2 separate regions of the Mus musculus genome follow, and region 2 is linked to region 1. The links are chromatin loops, found by intact Hi-C in ENCODE. Cell type or tissue: heart. All regions are shown on one strand. Each heading gives the region's core, and the rest is flanking DNA. Links, peaks and the distances in the headings are about the cores only.

What was found. Peaks named below come from ENCODE experiments on the same cell type or tissue, not always from the same donor. Only the 100,000 strongest peaks of a DNase experiment are listed, where the experiment ranks them.
Region 2: a loop joins it to region 1, with 2.5 times the contacts of the local background. A loop is called at or near these places in 2 of 42 quality-filtered maps.

What each region holds. Positions count from the first base shown.
Region 1 is chr11:30,022,193-30,031,722 of GRCm38, reverse strand. It overlaps Eml6 (echinoderm microtubule associated protein like 6), which reads left to right and starts at 5,690. Exons shown (of 42, transcript NM_146016.2): 1 at 5,690-5,833; 2 at 6,623-7,343. The coding sequence starts at 7,147. In heart, for the core only: a CTCF peak has its summit at 5,600; DNase peaks (open chromatin) are centred at 5,612, 6,802 and 7,122; H3K4me3 peaks cover 2,627 bases; H3K27ac peaks cover 1,669 bases; H3K27me3 peaks cover 1,751 bases.
Region 2 is chr11:30,217,726-30,227,255 of GRCm38, reverse strand. Sptbn1 (spectrin beta, non-erythrocytic 1) reads left to right here and starts at 7,484. Exons shown (of 35, transcript NM_175836.2): 1 at 7,484-7,677. The coding sequence starts at 7,530. Gm51887 (a long non-coding RNA gene) reads right to left here and starts at 5,639. Exons shown (of 3, transcript XR_003949652.1): 1 at 5,582-5,639. In heart, for the core only: a CTCF peak has its summit at 4,448 (motif pointing right); no DNase peak of the experiment used is centred there.

The sequences.
Region 1 (9,530 bases), core at 875-8,874:
AAGAACTCAAGAAGCTAACCACCAAGAAACCAAACAACCCACTCAAAAAATGGGGTATAGAACTAAACAGAGAATTCACAACAGAGGAATCCCAAATGGCTGTGAACCACTTAAAAGTTCAAAGTCCTTAGTCATCAGGGAAATGCAAGTTAAAACAACCCTGAGATTCCACCTTACACCAAACAGAATAGCTAAGATAAAAATCTCAGGTGACAGCACATGTTGGTGAGGATGTGGAGTTCCTCAGAAAATTGCAAATATATCTACCTGAAGACCCAGATGTTCCACTCTTGGACATATACCCAAAAGATGCCCCACCATACTACAGGGGCACGTGTTCCACTGTGTTCATAGCAGCCTTATTTGTGATAGCCAGAAACTGGAAAAACCCAGTTCCAGTTCTTTTAAAGCTGCCACTAAAATCTATTTAGAAAAATCGGGTAATGTAAGCTAATAATCACTCAAACTCATAGTCATGTTAGATACTAGTCTAGTTTATTACAGAAATATATTTCCTAGGTTGAACAGATAGTTAATATCTAGTAACAATCAATGTTTGTCAATTCAGATATACTAGGTAGATAGATGGTGTAGTGGCTATTCCTGGTTGTCAACTTGACTATATTTGGAATGAATTACAATCCAGAATTGGAAGGCTCACCAGTGACCCTTATCTGGAGGCTTCGAGATAGAAGTTTCTGATCTGGATCTTGGTATGGAGATCTTGAGGCATAGTGGCTATGGATTCCAGAAGATTAAATCTCCGAGTTCAAGGTCATCTGGGATTAAAGGTGTGGTGGAATGCACCTTTAATCTGGGCTACACCTTCTGCTGAAGACAATATAAGGACATTGGAAGAAGGGAATCTCGCTCTTGCTCCTTCGCCCACTTGCTGTGTGAGACTGAGTAACTGCTAGATCCTTAGACTTCCATTCACAGCTACTACTGAACCATTGTTGGGAATCAGGCTGCAGACTGTAAGTCATCAATAAATTCCTTTACTATATAGAGACTATCCATAAGTTCTGTGACTCTAGAGAACCCTGACTAATACAGATGGTCTTCAAAAAACCTGAGATCTACAGAATATGACATTTAAAGATATTATTAATTTAAGTCTTTTGAAAAAATTATTTGTCTATTGATGTACAGTGTTCTGCCTGTATGTATGCCTGCAGGCTAGAAGAGGGCATCATATTTCATTATAGATGGTTATCAACCAACATGTGGTTGCTGGGAATTGAACTCAGGTCTTCTGGAAGAGCACACAGTGCTCTTAACCTCTGAGCCATCTCTCCAGTTCCAGTTGAAGTCTTTTTTAACAATAAGACATGTCAGCTCTTGGCAGTACCCATATTTCTACTTCTAAGAAGATGATGAGTATTGAAGAATTTCCTTATTGAATTTGCTTCAAAATACAACAGCAAAATAGAACAAAACAAAACAACAATGAAGCTTCCCTTGCTTCAACTGCAGACAGAATACTGTCCAAATGGACAAACCTGGTCACAGGGAAGTTGACTGCTGAGCAATGCAAGGACAAGGTAAGACTAGCCCTTTATATTTACTACTTCACAGAAAAGTCTGTCAAGATATTCTGGAGCAGAAGGCTGAAGATTAATGCTCCTACATCTCAGATAAATTTTTGAGTAACTGTTGATTAATTTTTGAGTAACACCATTGGCTGTCTATCATTTCTATAATTTTGGAAGCTGTTTGCCTCAACTTCCTACATACTCAGGTAAAATTTATCCCTTCTCAAGTCTCTGATGGGGTTAAAGACTAAATAGTATTAGTCTCACAGTAAAAGCTTAAGTTGTCTAGGACATAAGATGTTTTTAGTATGGAAGCACAAATTATGATAGAAAACGAATTAGGTATAGAACTCTAAACTCACTAAGATAGAATAGATAATAGAATACTCTCTCCTATGTTGCCAAATAGAAATGACTGGACATTGTGAATTGTTTTATATTTTTCTTATTGTATATAGGTTATTATTGTAAGAAAAGGGCTTTTTATTGATCTAAAGATGGGGGGGGGGGGCTGGGGGGAGATCCTGGGGCTTGTCTTGTGTGCTGTATAATCAGATGCTGAGTTCAGTGCCCTTGACCAGACTGTAACCTGATATTGGGGCACTGTATTAATCAATGCATTGTAAAGAATGTTCCCCAATAATCCCTGATTGGTTAATAAAAGGCTAAACCCTATGACTCGGCAGGAAGGATGGGAAGGCAGGACTAAGAATCAAGGGAAGGGTTTCAGGAGAGACCACAGGGGAAAGGAGAGAGTTGCTATTAGGTAGGATGGACCAAGAGCACATGGCTAAGAAAGGTTCACCCTGAAGACAGGCTGATGGACCAGACTGTAACCTCCCCACCCTCAGCCTGAAACCTGGTTGCTCAGACTTCACTGTTAGCAAGAAGAGAGCATCGGGATGGAGCCTGCCACCCTATCGTTCTGCCACTCCCACTGCTGCTGCCTGCTGCCTAGCTGTTCCAGAGCCAAGCACGTGGTCACCTGAAACTGGACTCCAGGATGATTTGGTGGGAATGGGCCCCTTCCCCCTTCTTCATAACCCGGTGCACTGAATAGTAAAATTGAGCTTTGATCAGAACCCAATTGTCTTAGCTCCATTCTTTCTCCCATCCATCTAGTTCCTTTTCTTTCAGCTCGAGTCTGCCATCTCAGCCGTACCCGTTCCTCATGAGCCGCTGGACGGCCTGCAACACCAGGCATGCCCCAGGATGCATCAGATTGGCAAGTAATTGGCATTTATGTGTGTTTTAACAGGTGAAGAGATTAGATAGCTCAGAACCTGCCCAATGTAGTGCCTACAGTATATTATTAAATTGCAGTGTTTCTGTCTTGTTTACTTGAAAATTATGTGGACAAAAGTGGGATAGAAACCCCCAGTAGATATTTAGGAGTAAAAAGGGGAGTAGCCACCTCCAGAAAACTCATTTACTACAGTAGGATTCTACTGAACCTGTGCTTAACCTTCACCAATAGCCTTTCCTGTGCTCTCTGACCCTGCCACATATATGACCCTTTAAGTCCTAGGCTTTCTACTTTAACTGAGGCTGCTTCTACTTTAACATTCACCAATAGCCTCTTCATTCATCATAGCCTCTTCTAGCACCAAACCTCAATTGCTCTCCATGACCACTTCAGGCCTTCAAAACTACTGTTACTTGGGAGAATTTTACAAATTACTGTTTGACTGCCAGCACAAGTATAGCCTAGGCCCCTCTGGACCACAACTTCTGTATGCTGAACCTGAGGAAACATTTCCCTGTGTTTTCAGCTCCTGATGACAAGCACTGATTGCCCTAGAAAAGCAAAGTTTCTTTAATGGTTTTTAATTCAAAATATTACACTGATGGAATGGACAGAGTCTTGGAAGGAGGAACTTCATAAGCCAAACCTCTATCATCTGCACTGCTCTCAGCATTATCGTCTAAGTTCACATATCTGCTCATTAAGCTGTGAACATTCATTCAGTGGTGTTTCTAGCTCAAAGTTTCGAAGTCCCTTCATGATCCTACCATAAATACATACTCAGGTCTGTCAGAGCATATTCTGATACCAATTTTTGTCTTAGGGTCTCTATTGTAGTGACAAATGACTGTGACCAGCGGGGCCTGGTGGTACATTCCTTTAGTTTCAGTTCTTGGAAGGCAGAAGAGTGTGGGTTCCAAGCCAGCCTGGCTTTTACCACTGCTAGTTTTTCAACAGAGTATGTCTATTTTTTTCTGGGCCATTGCCACTGTCTCTTAAGAAGTACTCCAGGCTCTGCCTCAGACTATTAGATACCACATGTTTTGATCACTACTTTTTTTGAGGGGGGGGTGGTGTCAGGATCTCTCTATGTAGCCCCTGGCTGTCCTGGAATTCTCTATGTAAAGCAAGCTGGCTTTGAACTCATGGAGATCTGTCTGCTTCTGTCTACAGAGTGTTGGGATTAAAAGTATGCATCAATATACCCAGCCAATTACTATTACGTTTATTGTTATTTTTCTCTTCAAGTGAATTAAAGATTCTTCATTATTTTAAGTAGTACAAACATCTCTGTTCAGTTCCATTTAAAATTTACTCTTTAAATAAATCTGTCTGTATTTTTGTACACCCTTTTATTTAATAAAAAAAGGCAGAGTGCTCTTTTATCTTTTTCAATTTATCTCAATTGTGCCTATATTTCATATTTCTTCCATGAAGCTTTTCCTTATTATTTCTGGAAGATGTTTTTGTCTTCTTATATATAATTTATTTCTCTACGAAATTCACCATCTCGATTTTTGCTCTCAACTTTGTTTCTGCTATGGTTTGACCATATTCCACAAAGTCCATATATTTAAAATTCAATTTTCTGATTTACATGTTAATGGTATTTGGAGATAAGGCTTCTGTGAGTTAGTCAGCATTAGATAAATCAATAAGTCAATGAGGTTGGGTCGACCATGACACTAATGGCTTTAAAAAGACACAGGAGTTAGCATTCTCGTTCTATCATGCTATGTGATGCCCTCTACCAGCATAGGATGTAGTTAAGCCCATCATCAGATGATGAGCGCAATGTTCTTGGTTTTCCTTGCCTCTAGAATCATCAACCAAACAACCAACCAACCAAACAAACAAACAAACAAAATTCTGCATAAATGATTAAAGGAATAGAAAGCAGACCAAGACATTTCAAGCCCCTCTAAGCCATGTTTTAATGTTTAGTAGTGTCCTTACTGTCTTAAAGAGAGAGCGAGAGAGAGACCTCCTCGAATTTGTTGACTCTGTTTTCTCAGAAAATATGAAGTGTATTCAATTTCTCTTCAACATTGTAGGCAACAGCTCACTACACTTAGGTGCTTATCTATAGCATTGCCTTTCCTACCAGGACAGCATCCTATTAAAACTCCACGTAGATAAAGAAACATCTTGAACACAGAAGAGTCAAAAGTATCAACCTTTCGTAGCTTCTTAGTCAAGTGGATTATAAAATCTGTTCTCAAAAGTTGGCTGCGGCCATAATCTGAAAATCAGAACGAATAAATTAGTTTATTCCAGGTAGTTTTAGAATAGCCACTGGCTTCTGTTTTTTACGGCCAAATTTATTGCATGGGCACAAGGCAGGTCACAGGAAGGCGCTTATTTCCCTACACATGACAGAGTGACCACACGCCACTGTATTTTTCTTAAACTTTGTAACACTGCACTTGGATAAATCAGAATCCTTTGGAATAATAGGGGAAACTGAAGTAGGAAACAGCGTTAGTCAAGTGCTGCAACAAGGAAAGAGATGGGCTACAGCAATCCTCTGGGACTGGCGCAAGTGAAAGTCCTGAGGAAAGCCCCTGAATTTTTTTCCACGTCATCTTTTCTGCTTTCAGCACAGACGCGCATGCCGCTGGCCTGGGTCACCATGGAACACCAACGCCATTCTGGGTGAGTTGCTGGGTCCGATAGGAGAAACGCAGACTTCCCTGGCACCGGTACTAAGGCCCTGCGGATGCATGGAATCCTGGGACTTGTAGTACACTAGAGGCGCTCGCCTCAGCAGCTGGTTTACAGAGGACTACGATTTCCAAGATGCATAGGGAACAGGCGGGCAAAGGGAGGTGAGGTTTCGGCCCTAGGAGGCGTCTGCGTTTCCGAACCGGCGCAATTTCGCCGCGTAACTCTTCCCTGCGCTGGCCCCGCCCCTGGAGCCAGGGAAGGAGGAAGAGCTGGTCCCCAGATCCCCGGTGACGAAACCTAACCCGGGAGCGCGGGGAGGGAGGGAGGGCAGGCAGAGGATTTCGCTGGCTGGTGCGAGATCCTGGACGCAAGGCCGGCAGCAGAGGTTAGAGGCGGAGAAAGCAGGGATGCTACGTGCGAGGCTGGTCCGGGTGGGAGTGCAGGAACTCGCTAGGACCGTAGAGCCTGAGCCAGGTGTACCTGGGGCTACCAACCCTCAGATCTGCAAAAGTGGGCGCCAGGTTGAGCATGGGGTGTCGCTGACACCCGGGCTCCACGGGAGACCCCGCCCCCCCTCCTGCCAACCTAAAGGCAAGATCCTAGAGCCCTTGGGTCTCATAGCTAGCTCAAATCTCCGTGGGGAGAGGAGCATGATTTTTTTTGACACTTTATTATTGTTGCTGTTATTTTATTATTTTTATTATTATTTTTCGATCGGGAGCATTTGTAGGTAGCCGGATTTCCTCCGATTCAGAGAAAAAAAAATTATGACACTTGCAATTGGAGTCTTTAATTAGGGGAGAGCTGTTAAGTATTTATTTGTTTTTATGATTTTCTCTGTGAAGAGAAGGCGCATAGAGGGTTTGGATTTTAAACACATATATGACAGCTAATTGGAACATCTAAAAGAATGACCATTGCATATTCACCCTGGCTTTATAGAGGAAACAGCAAGTGTTACTGCAAATTGGAGCAGCAACTACCGGCCAGAAGTGTTTAGGGAGTATTTCCTATAATTAAGGTGGATATGGAAGGAGAAATGTGGACAATCAAAAAAAAAAAAAACCAAAAATAAACAAACAAAAATCCCACAACTTGGTTTTAGTTTGGTAATTATTTTCTTGTGCTGGGTGACATGCAAAAATTCTTTCTCTTCCTCGTTCTCGCATCCTAGATATAGACTGTCAGTTTCGGATCCAAGGACGGTGATGGCAAAGCAGTAAACCGGAGTAACCGTCTGCCTGTCAGATCAGACCTGTCACAGAATAAATCCCACCGCCTGCTGCGAAGCCCCCCGCGCTCCTCAAACTTGGAGAACTGGTAATCCGTGTCTGGATATGCAGATCTCTGATTTTAAAGGCCGGGTGACCCCGGGGAGAACCTCTCCCGCCGCCCAAAGCCCGCAGGTGCAGTGAGGCGTGTGTGCGGGTACTGGTACCCTCGAGGCCCGCTTGACCCCGGGAGAAGGAGTCGGGGAGCCCAGCGGGGTCTTGCTGCTGTGCACCGGCGTCGGCGGCTCCTCTCCCGCAGCAGCAGATGATGGTGGCGGCCAGCGTGCTGGGCTGTGTCTGTGCGTCGCCGCGGAAATTGGCGCCCGGTGCTGTACCCTGAGCCCTTGCAGGTCCGTCGCAGCTCGAGCCTTGAAGAGGACAGAGTCGGCGCTCGGGGCACCCGGGGGTCGCGCGGTGTCGGCTTATCATGGCGGATCGGACAGCTCCCAGATGCCAGCTCCGGCTGGAGTGGGTGTACGGGTACCGGGGTCACCAGTGCCGCAACAACCTGTACTACACCGCCGGCAAGGAGGTGGTCTACTTTGTAGCTGGGGTAGGGGTGGTGTACAACACCCGAGAGCACAGCCAAAAATTCTTCCTGGGACACAACGACGACATTATCAGGTAAGGACCTCTGGGGTGGTGGGAAGGGATTGGATATGGAAGGGTGGGAATAACCGGGGTCATGTCCAAGAACCTTAGGGAATAAAGGATTTTCCTGGGAGCCGCTTAGAGAAGGGCTGCAGATGCTAGGGCCAGAGCGGGAATAGGGAGCGAGGTGTAGGTGGGAGGGAGAGGTCTGTCCTTTCAAAGGCTTTTAAATCTCTTCTGAGTTAAGTGTTGTGCTGCATTTTTTGTTCTTTCCTGCTACAAGTGGAAGGACTGGGTAACTACCAAACACTCCCCACTCTTCTCTAGCAAGGTAAATAGTAGGAGCAATAGATGAACTGTGGGTGGCATTTTTGGAGGGCTCCTCAGTAGGTTCTTCAACAAGCAAGTGGATTTGAAAGAAAGAAAGAAAGAAAGAAAGAAAGAAAGAGAGAGAGAGAGAGAGAGAGAGAGAGAAAAGAAATTTTGATACAGGCAGTTTTGAATCTTCATCCCATATGCGTTGGACCTAAGGCATTTTTTTGTAGTGGGTGGGAAGTATTTTTTGATATTTCAGCAGTGTTTTAGCCCCGAAAGCATATTTACATACTACAAGGATGATTTCCACAACATTTTAAGGGTTTTAAAAGGCTGGTAGCAGCAGCTGGACCACAAAATCTTACCATCTAGCTCATAGAATGAGCAGTATGTTATAGTGGATGGTCTAGGAGAACTCCATTGCACACAATAGTCATTTTAGGGTCCTTCTTGTTTAATTAAAGGGGGGGGCATATTTGATTCTTTGTGCTATCCTCTTGTCTAGACTAGGCATGTTTCTTCCCAGCCTTTGTCAGCATCTCCCTATGGCCAATTAAGGTGTGGTCCAGATGCAGTTCATAGGGAATCCCTTTCTGCCTATGGCAATTGAGGATACTTTCCAGGGTATGGACACATTCACTCACAGAGACAATGATTGCTAAGGATAGATGCAAGGAACAGAGATCTTATTTCTTGTACCTTCCAAATGTGTGTGTTCCATTGATGCAGAGCAGCGCACACACACACACACACACACACACACACACATCCCCAGAGTATTCTTCCTGTTGCTCTAAATTTGCTTTTTACATGGGATAAGTGGTGAAGTATTGTAATGTCAATGGTCCTGCCTTCTCACTGTCCCCAGTGAGATTAGCTTCCTCAATTAGGGTGATTTTTCTTATTGTGTTGAAAATGGTTACAGAAGGTAAATTTTAATTCTTGGAAATACAGGAGTGCACACACACACACACTCACACACACTCTCGAGATCTTGACTCCCCCCACCCCTTGTTTTTTTGAGATAGGATGTTACATTTGTAGCCTAGGTTGGCCTGCAATGCGATATGGAGCCCAGGCTGGCCACAAACTCATGGAAATCCTTCTCCCTCAGAGTGCTGAGCTTATAGTTGTGAACCACCACACCCAGCTTTGGTGCTTTGACAGAAGATGAAGATTTTGAGTACCGGCAGCTCTAATGCTCTCTAGATTTGGTAAAACTGACATGTAAAAGTTTCTTTTTGTCACAGACAAAGCCCCCTTTCCTTTCTTCTCTGATTTGGGAATGGTTGTGATTGGGGCATCTTTATTCAGTTTCTTCCCACGGATCCTGCAGATTTTGCCTTGCTAATTGTGTGGCTGATTATTAAAGGCACAGGTGCAAATGGTTAACAGTGACTCATGAAAAGGTTGGATGTTTAAAAATTTAAACCCATTGTGTGTTTGTTCTGTCTGTCTTCATGCAGTGCTTTCCATTACAACATCCAAATAAGACATAATCCTTTGGGGGAAGGGGAACAGTAGCAATTAAACAGGAGATTCCCTGGGGTTATATGATAGTAACATGACAGTTCACTGAACCATTTGGAGGTGATGGGATGTGGATTCTTAGTACACAGTTTTTCTCTAAAGGGGGAAAAAAAAAAACCCTAAATGCACTGTTGAAACTGGAGGTGGGAAAAGGGTGGGTTTTCAGTAAGACATTGTTATGATAAGCAACTGGGCTAGTAGGACTGTGAAGACCTCTGGCTTGGGTGATTAAAGAACCATTGAGGTTTGGTGAAAAGGTGAATGAAGAAGTTACAGTTGCTGTCCAGGTAGACGTCACTGACTGGCAGATGAAAGGGGTAGTTTCTTTTCTGCTCCATTTCTTGGGGTGGTGTTTATCTCTTGAGGCTGAACACT
Region 2 (9,530 bases), core at 521-8,520, 200 kb before region 1:
GCATCGGAGGGGAAGGAAAAACAAAGAGGGAGTGATGTAGATATTCAGAAACAATCTTTTCTATTAATAATACTTCAAAGACATGAAGTTATGGGCTCAGTTTTGGTCAGGCAGATAGCGGTGACATGCAGCTGCCAAAATCCCATTACTGAAGAGGTTTTGAAGACATTCAGAATGATGTCGATGTCAGGTCACTCTCTCCAGAGCCTTTGACCTTGTTGCTGAGGCAGGGCAAGTTTTCCATTTCTTTTATTCCTAAACCTGATTGAGGTCTTCACTTGATAAGAACTTCCTTTCCCTATTAAGGTCATTTGAGCAATAGAGTGGGAGATAGGCAAGTTTAAATCACATGTCCCTGCCTGTGTGGCCATGGACAGGCCTGTGTACCCTGTGACATTCTGAGAAATTAGATGACACATCTTCTGGTTGGATTATGGTCTGGTCTTGGGGAAAACAAACTTAAACCATGTCTAGTCACCTACCAAAGAATCCAGTTAGAAGCCTTCCATAGTCCTAAAAGTATGACAGTATTTTGGGACCTTTGTAAGCAGACTTTTAAACAGTTATGTACAGAATTTGATTGTATCCCATACTGCATATATTGGTTTTTGTTGAACAATTCTTTTAGATTGTGATCATGTTTAAGCAATTGTAGAAACAGAAGTTTGTTTGTGCTTAAATGTTTTTTCTGGGATTGTCATGTTCTCTCTTTTGAGTGTCATAGGCCAGCTTCCATGTAATTTTTTTTGTTAATTTACAAGACTACAGATTTCTACCTCAACTTGGAAAACACTCAGCTAGCACACAGAGGGGGAGGCTGAGAAAGTGCTCCGCTCAGCAGTAGGTTGTATGAGTGGCCCTTGAACAAAGTGAATACAGTTTAAACCTGAACATTTGGGCAGCCAATTGTACCTAGAACTTAAGTCATTTTGTAAAGGGGAAATAATCTTATTTACAATAAAGTATATATTTGTAATAAATATTATAGGCAAATCAAGTAAAATTAGTATTTCTTTAGTTCTACCTAAGAATAGCCCACCCTACTTTGAGCCGGGTGAAAATAAATTTCTCATAAAAATTCATTCTTTGCTAAATGAATCTGCATAAAGGACAGGCTGTCCCCTTACACAATAGCAGTTCATACTGGGGTCCAGGATTCATATGCCTTGGGCAGAAATAGTATTTTTGTGTTTTATACTTAGAAGCTGGGTGGCGACAGTCTTCCACCTGTCATTTCATCTGAGATTGTTTGTGAGCACTTGCTATGGTGGGGGTAGTGGTTCTATGACAATGTCTAGAACAGGTAGGATCCCGGACCTCTGTGTGTGTCAGGGACATTTGATACACGGTTGTTGTTTGTGGCAGTTTCGCATGCTTTCATTTGATATTTATTCCAGAAAATTGAGGTGTGCATTTTACTTGATGAATTTGCTCCAGAAGAACAAGCTCCCAAACAGAGTCCACGCTGTTGAATAGTGTTACTCTGCTGTTCAGGAAAGCACAGCTCTGGCTCACCAAGCTTCAGAACAAATAAAGCACTTAAATGCCTAACTTGCTGAAGTGCAGGGCTGGCATTTTGGCATTGGCACTATATTCTGATGTTATTTAAAACTGTTTGAAAGTATATGTAAGGCAGAAAATACTATAATGGTCAGAAACACTACATTGTCTGTGAACCATGATGCTAGGCCTGTTCTGAGTTAATGATTTCAGTTTTAATTACTCATTGTAAGTGGAGCAGAAACAAAGATAGCCTTTTAACTGTTGTGTATATTATCATAGCTATGCACTTTAAAAAAGTTAGTCTGGTTCGAATTCAGTGACTTTCAAGGCTGATGAATGACAGATCAGAGAAGCTAACTCTTCCTTGTCTTATTGTTTTCTTTTCTTTTTTCTTTTTTTGTTTTGTTTTGTTTTTAGTTTTTTGTTTTTTTCGAGACAGGGTTTCTCTGTGTAGCTCTGGCTGTCCTGGAACTCACTCTGTAGACCAGGCTGGCCTCGAACTCAGAAATCCACCTGCATCTGCCTCCCAAGTGCTGGGATTAAAGGCGTGTGCCACCATGCCCAGCTTGTTTACTTTCAAAACAGCTGATTTAAAAAAAAAAAAAGATTAGGACTTAGCAAGATTATATTTAAAATGTATATACTTATCACATATATAGGCAGAGAAAATGAATAACAGAAATAGCAAATGAACTTAACTCATACTTAATATCAAGATTTTTATTGAAGAAACTCAAATACTAAATGTGCGTATCATTTCATTGTTCCTTCTTTTGTTCTCTGTGACATAGAGGAAGGACAGAGGGGAGGGATCCCATTCTCTCCTCCTGTATTTTTATAGAGCTTTGCTTGTGGCTATGCTTGTGGTTTTTAAGTGCTTTTAAATTTTTAATTTTAGTTCTGTGGGTGTGCCTATGTGTGTAGTGTTTGTGGAAATCAGAAGAGGAAGTTGAATTCCCTAGAACTGTGTTTCAGACAGTTGTGGACTGCTGATGTTAGTGCTAGGAACTGAACCTAAGGTTCAGGACCAGAAACTTCCTGTAATTGCTGGACCATTTTCCCAACCTCAATAAGTCCTTAAGCTATGATGACAAGACTGGCTGAATGTTTTAATATAGAAGTGACTAAGCCACTGGGTTTCTTGCTGGCATCTTTTTAAGGGTAATTTCACTCCTTATAGAACCTGGCTGAATTTGCTTACCTTAAAAAAAAAAAAAAAAACAAGATTTGTTTCAAGTAATATGCATATGCCAATTCCCAGTGGCCCTTTGTATCTGGTAGGAAAGTGATCTCTGAACATTGGGAATGAAGGTTTTTGCAGTTGCTTTCATTAGGATATTGTAGGCAGAGGATGGTCAACCCTTCAGTTGTCCTCCGTAGCAGACAGTGTAGGGAGGAGCAGCCCTCTGTTGGTTTCTACATCACAGACTGTTGTATGAAATTCTAATTTTTTGACAGGAAGCAGTATGTTCCTCACCTTCCTGTCTTCTCAGGCTTTCTTTCAAGAGCACATGGAAGTTTTCTCCTTAGCTATTTGTCATTCCTATCCCCCATTCTGTAGTCTTATAGACATGGCTTCCATTATTGCATTACCTGCCATATTTCAATATCATACATGTACTGTCTGTGTTTTTGTGCTTACACTAGATGCTTACATAGATTACATTAGCATACATCCACGATGAATGTTCAGTCCTTCAGGACAGATAAGACCTCCCATTTCAAATATATGTGCTGGGAGAAATGGCCAGACAAGATGCTGAGCTAGGCTGTAATTATACCTTAATAAGGGCCAGTCCACATCCTCATTTATTTAAGATCCTCGAGTTTTAGGTATACCTCTGATGTGGATAGCTAATGAGGGTTGTACCTCAGAAGAAAAGTGAAGGTCATTTATTAAAATTTGTGGTTTTGCATTGAACTGATCACGGGATCACCAATGGAGGAGTTAGAGAAAGGACTGAAGGAGCTGAAGGGGTTTGCAACTCCAAAGGAAGAACAACAATATCAACCAACCAGAGCTCCTAGGGTGTAAACCATCAACCAAGGAGTACACTTGGAGGGACCCATGGCTCCAGCCATATATGTAGCAGAGAATGGCCCTGTTGGGCATCAATGGGAGAAGAGGCCCTTGGTTCCCTGAAGGCTCCTTGCCCCAGAGTAGGGGAATGCTAGGGTGGAGAGGTGGGAGTGGGTAGGTGGGTAGGGGTACACCTTCATAGATGCAGGAGGAGGGGGGATGAGATAACATGTTTCTGGGGGAGGGAAATCTGGAAAGGGGATAACACTTGAAATGTAAATAAATAAAATATTCAATTTTTTAAAATTGGGAATTTGAATTCACCGACTGACATCTGATTCTCATCTCCATGGCGTCCTATTGTCTCTTCAGTGTAATCAATAGCAAAGTCCTATTCAGTAATTTCTCCTTTATTTTTTGTCTTGCTTTGTTTTCTGAGACAGGATTTCTCTATGTAGCCCTGGCTATCCCGAAGTTCACTTTGTAGACTAGGCTGGCCTCGAACTCAGAAATGGTTTTTTGAGACAGGGTTTCTCTGTGTAGCCCTGGCTGTCCTGGAACTCACTTTGTAGACCAGGCTGGCCTTGGACTCAGAAATCCGCCTGCCTCTGCCTCCCGAGTTGCTGGGATTAAAGGTGTGCGCCACCATGCCCGGCCTGAAATTCACTTCTTTCTTAATGGTTATGACATGTAGCAGCCCATGCTGAAACTCTAGAGCTTATTTGATTCATGGATCTAGGAATAACTCATTGGGAAACTGGAGGGCAGCTGGTACCTGGTGATGGGTCAGGTTTGTGAAGAGGTTCAGTCACTTGTGAGAGCAGGGAAGGGGTTCAGTAGGAGACTCCGGAGCCAGAACAAAGGAGTAGGCACCTAGGCAGGTGCTACGGGCTCTGGGGCCACAGTGTAGCTTATCCAGCTTGGTCAGTAGATGGCACCAAATAGCTAGAACTTCCTTGGTGAAGGGTTTGCCCTGTTTGGGTTTCTCCTTGAGTTGGATTAAATCAACTTTTCTATACTTTGAATGATTATACTCCAAGGAGTTAATAGTATTGTAAAGGTTTTCTTTACTAGAGATAAAATATTCCAAGACAGATTTTATAAAAGGCTGCGATGTTGCAGTAGTCGTGAAAATTGACCATCTCCAAGGTTACTAGTGTGACTATATGGCTGGTCCTTCCCACGTCTTGCGCCCATCCCTGTGTTAGAGTTGCTTAACTATAAGGTCATTCAGTCAATAGGTTTTAGCTGTTCATTTGTGGTTTTGTAAAAACCTGTAAATATGTTGTTAGCATAACTGTTAAATGAGTATACCAACACACTTGTATTGTTAGGCTTGATTGCATCTGTCTGGGGGGAATTTCACTTCCAGGAAGGAATGTGATGTTTATGCTGTAGTGAATGAATGCAAGAGCAGATGCTGTGGATCATTTGTCAGTGGATGTGGTGCTATTTCCTCAAGAGCACATAGGATATGTTGATGGCTTGTGAGAGAACTATAATGGTAAAAGAGGAGGCAGGGGACGTTTTGGGCCACTGATGGTGCCAGTCAAGACACAGGTGGTTCATTTCAGCATGGAGACCCTATTGTAGTCCTGTATTGCTGGGTGGTGATCTTATTCTATTAGCATACAGATGCTAGTAATGAGCTATGCAGACTGACCCCTGTGCACATTCTTGGTGCACATTGAGTGACAGTTGGGCCAAGTGAGCATCCATGTACAAAGCTCTTACTATTAGTTTTTTAATCTTAATGTGAGAAGAGAGAAGGAGAGGAAATAACCAGCACCATTTGCCTTGTGATCTTTCTACCAATGAGACAGAAGCTATCTCCATCATATTCCCTTCTTAGATTTGCAGTTAACTTACTTGGATAGCTTTGTGTAACTGATTGAGCCTGAGTCCCTGTAGTGAAATTGAACACATACAGGAACTTAACCATAGCAATAGAATTAACCACAGAACCTTAGAAATGCCATAGGACTAGCCATATTGTACCAAGATGCATTCAAGAGCCCAAAAAGACCAACCAGGAGCAGACTGCCTGGGCTTACTCACCACTGACCCACAGGACGGTTTGCTGAAGCTGCCCTGAACTTTCATCTGGGCAAGGTTTTATAGGAAATGGCTAGCAAGGGGTGGAGGTTTCTATTCTGGCAAGCATCTGATTGGGGGGCTGTTGCTGTCCGTTAACATAATTGGCTAGTGCTAGGTGTCAAACCATAAACAACATTCTTTTCTCCTGATTTATGGTTGTTAGAAGTGACGTATCAAGGGCAGGCTTGTAACCTGGAGTGCGGATTTGTTGGAGAATAACCAACTGGTGCTACACATAAGTTTTGTTGGGGAGTAACTTGGAAACTGGTGCTAGACACCAGCCTGTTAGTTAACCAGAGTTCAGCCTTAGGTCTGGTTCTCCAAGATTGAGTCTGAATCCAAGCCTTTCATCCAGGCCTTTCTCCAAGTCCTGTCAGCATGCCTGACACATACCCACGCACACTACTACCACATTCACGTCTACTACTGCCAGTGCCAAACCACTTCCATCGTTGGAGTAGCCTCCTAGAATCTGTTTCCACATGGCACCAAGAACTATCCTTTAGAATCACATCCACCAGTGGCCGATGCTGACTCAAAGGTCATCATCAGCCAAGTCTGATGAGCTATGCAGGGGAGCCCTGTCTAGCTCCCCTAGCCTTGTCTCTCCTTACCTTTCCCTCTGCACACCTGACTCCAACTATACTGAGCATACCTTGGTGTACCTTTGTCTGGTGTGCCATTCTTCTTGATCTGGCCATGATCTGTACCTTTTAGACACCGAGACCTACACTAAGCAGAGTATTTATTTCTGACCAGTCTAAAATAGCCAGTTTCAAATTCATCTGTTTGTATTTTATTTTCCTTAAACTCTCTGGCTTTTGTGTGTGTGTGTTTTTGGTCTCCCTTCTATGAGGATGTAACACTTGTGTCATTTATTGTTCTCCCCAGGAATCTAGAGCACTGCTGATCATGTAGTAATTCCTCAATATGGTTGGGTTCTGCATGTGAGTAATAGCTGTATTGAATGGAGAAACTGTATTTAAAACTAAACATATTTCTCTTGATCCTCCAAGAATACATTGATAAAGTGAAGACTTTAGTGAGCCAGAGCTTATTTCATAGTTATTCCTTAAAAAAAAAAAAACCCACCATTATCCTCAAGGGCTTTAAAGGAGTGGGCATTACTATTGGTATTGGTCCTAGAATTTATAGTAACAATGGTATAAATAATTATAATACCTATTGAGTATTTACTATGCATGGATACTATCTTTGTTGCCATATGCTTCCATCTTAACCTTAGGCATCAATTCTAATATGTAAATGAGACATAGAGACAGAATGATTTGTTAGTTTTTCTTATATAGTAGCTTATGAAGGAAAAACTAAACGGTAATAGACAATAAAACTAAGGGAATTCACTTAAAAAGATCCATGTAGATGCTGATACAGCCCTGATAAAACATTAAACCTTCACCTTAAACTTTTTTGGTTCATTTTGCTCTGTTTTGGTTTTTTTCAAGACATGGTTTCTCTGTGTAGCCATAGCTGTCTTGTACTCCAGGCTGGCCTCAGACACATAGAGATCAGCCTGCCTCTGCCTCCTGAGTACTGGGATTAAAGGTGTGCACCATCACTGCCCAGACACTTTAAACTCCTTTAGGAAAGAACATTAATTTGGCACCCAGTGTTTCCTTCAGTCTTCTCCCTCCTCCGGGTTTGGGGAAAGCATTAAAGTAGCATGACCGAGGTCACACATGTGCTATGAAGCAGAGCCAAAGTTCAGAACTGGCCTTGGCTCTAGAAGGCACATCTGGACAAGCAGTGACTGTCCTAGTTTTTCCTTATTATCACCCCAGCAGGTGTATAGAGGATGTACACTTTGTATACACACCTGTGCTTTTCCTTTTTTACTCACAGAACTCTGAAAAGTAACTGATGTGGACAAGCAGCTGAGACAGTCAAGATGACGACCACGGTAGCCACAGACTATGACAACATTGAGATCCAGCAGCAGTACAGTGATGTGAACAACCGCTGGGATGTGGATGACTGGGACAATGAGAACAGCTCTGCAAGGCTCTTTGAGCGCTCCCGCATCAAGGCCCTGGCAGGTAAGTGTCCTGATGTTGTATGTCCCACCTGTCACCAGATGTTCTGTAGTCCCTTGAACATCAACCATTTCTCTTTTAAGCTGTCTTGCTTGAAGTTGACCTCTCCCTGCTTTAACATATCCTATGAGAGCTTGCTTACCCTTTTATAAGACATTTACTTTTGGAGAGCTGCCGAACTTAATGACCAACATAGTTTAGAACACAGTAAATAATGTTTACAGCAATTTAGAAAGAGCTGCTAAGAGTTTGTAAGGATTTTTTAATTCTAACACATCTTTAATTTCAAGTGTTTTAACATACTATATTTATATAAAATATCCAACTTGGCTGTATACGTAATGCCAGTGGCAGATTAGCTGATCTTTTCGGTGAGAGGTTGGTAAGTACCTTGTTACAAGGGCTTTAGATCTGAAAAGTAGCAGTGTCCTGTGGGAAGGCCATATTTAATGCTGTTAATGAGTAGGTTTGCCACTGATCATTCCCATTCAGTTTCATTTTCTAGAGAAAAACCATGCCAGGTAGATGTTAAGTAGTTATTCCAATTATATTCTAGTTTACGATACAAAGTCTATTATAATAGGTGCCTTGATTATTAAATTGTAAGTTTGTCAGTACTTTTGACATGATTCACATGAACTAGAAACCCACAAGAAAGTATTCAGGAAACAAGGGAGCTAAACATTTATTCTGTGTCTGCTGATTGGATTCTTTGAAAAGAATCCTGAATTCATGATTATTTTTAGTCAAGTCATTTCTGTTTGCCAAGAATAGAGATGCATGTACTCTGAATTAAAGAGATGTGTTTGCTAGTAGAAAACACAGTTGTTCAACATGGACAGAGCCCTCATTTCATCCTTGCCATACAAAAACAAGTAACAGCAGCAGCATGTGATAGAATTAAAGGAGAATAAAGGGATTATCGTAAAATATCAGACAGGGGCCAGGTGTGGTGGCCATGCTTTTAATCCTAGCACTCAGGAAACAGAGGCAGGCAGATGTTTGTGAGTTTGAGGCCAGCCTGGTTTACCTAGCAAGTTTTAGGCCAGCTAAGATTGATGTGGTAAGACACTGTCTCAAATAAGAGAAAGAGAGATGGATGGAGGGAGACAGGGAAAGTGGAGGTTGGTCTCATGCAAAGCAGGCTCAACAAAGCCATGTGCTAACTGCTATAGGACAGTATCTCAGTTATTCTTCATTTGTTGGAGCCCTCCACTTAGTAACTGCGCCTTCATAATTTGTCTTACACCAGACTTGGGTGCAATGTAGATTCAATGAAACCTCAGTGCAAAATTATATTTATAATTTAATTGACTTAATAACCCAGTTTCCTTTTAGTACAAATTTCTGTAAGATTGGGTGTGGTATTGAAATTCTGTTTGGCCCAGATATTTATATAGCAGGCCATGGCTAGCTGGAGACTTACAAATGATTGCCTTTAAAAGAGGCAGCTTAAGACTGGTGCAATATTGCCCACCAGCCCTCCCAACCCAAGTTTGATCCCTGGGACCCACATAGTGTCAAGAGAGAATTGAGTCACAACAGTTTTTCTTTGACCTCCACACCATGCCGTGTCATGTGTGCAAATCTTTCCTTCAAATTAAAAATAAATAAAGACAGACAGACAGGAAGGAAGGAAGCCAGCCAGCCAGGTAGTGATGTGCATTTCTTTAATCTCAGCACTCAGGTGACAGAGGCAGGTCTGAGTTTCAGACCAGCCAGGTCTACAGAGTGAGTTCTAGAATGGCCAGAGCTACACAGAAAAATCCTGACTGACAAAAAAAAAAAAAAAAGATCAATCAGAAAAAATATATTTGAAGAAAATGTAGCAGTGCTACCCAGCGGTCTGTCTGTCT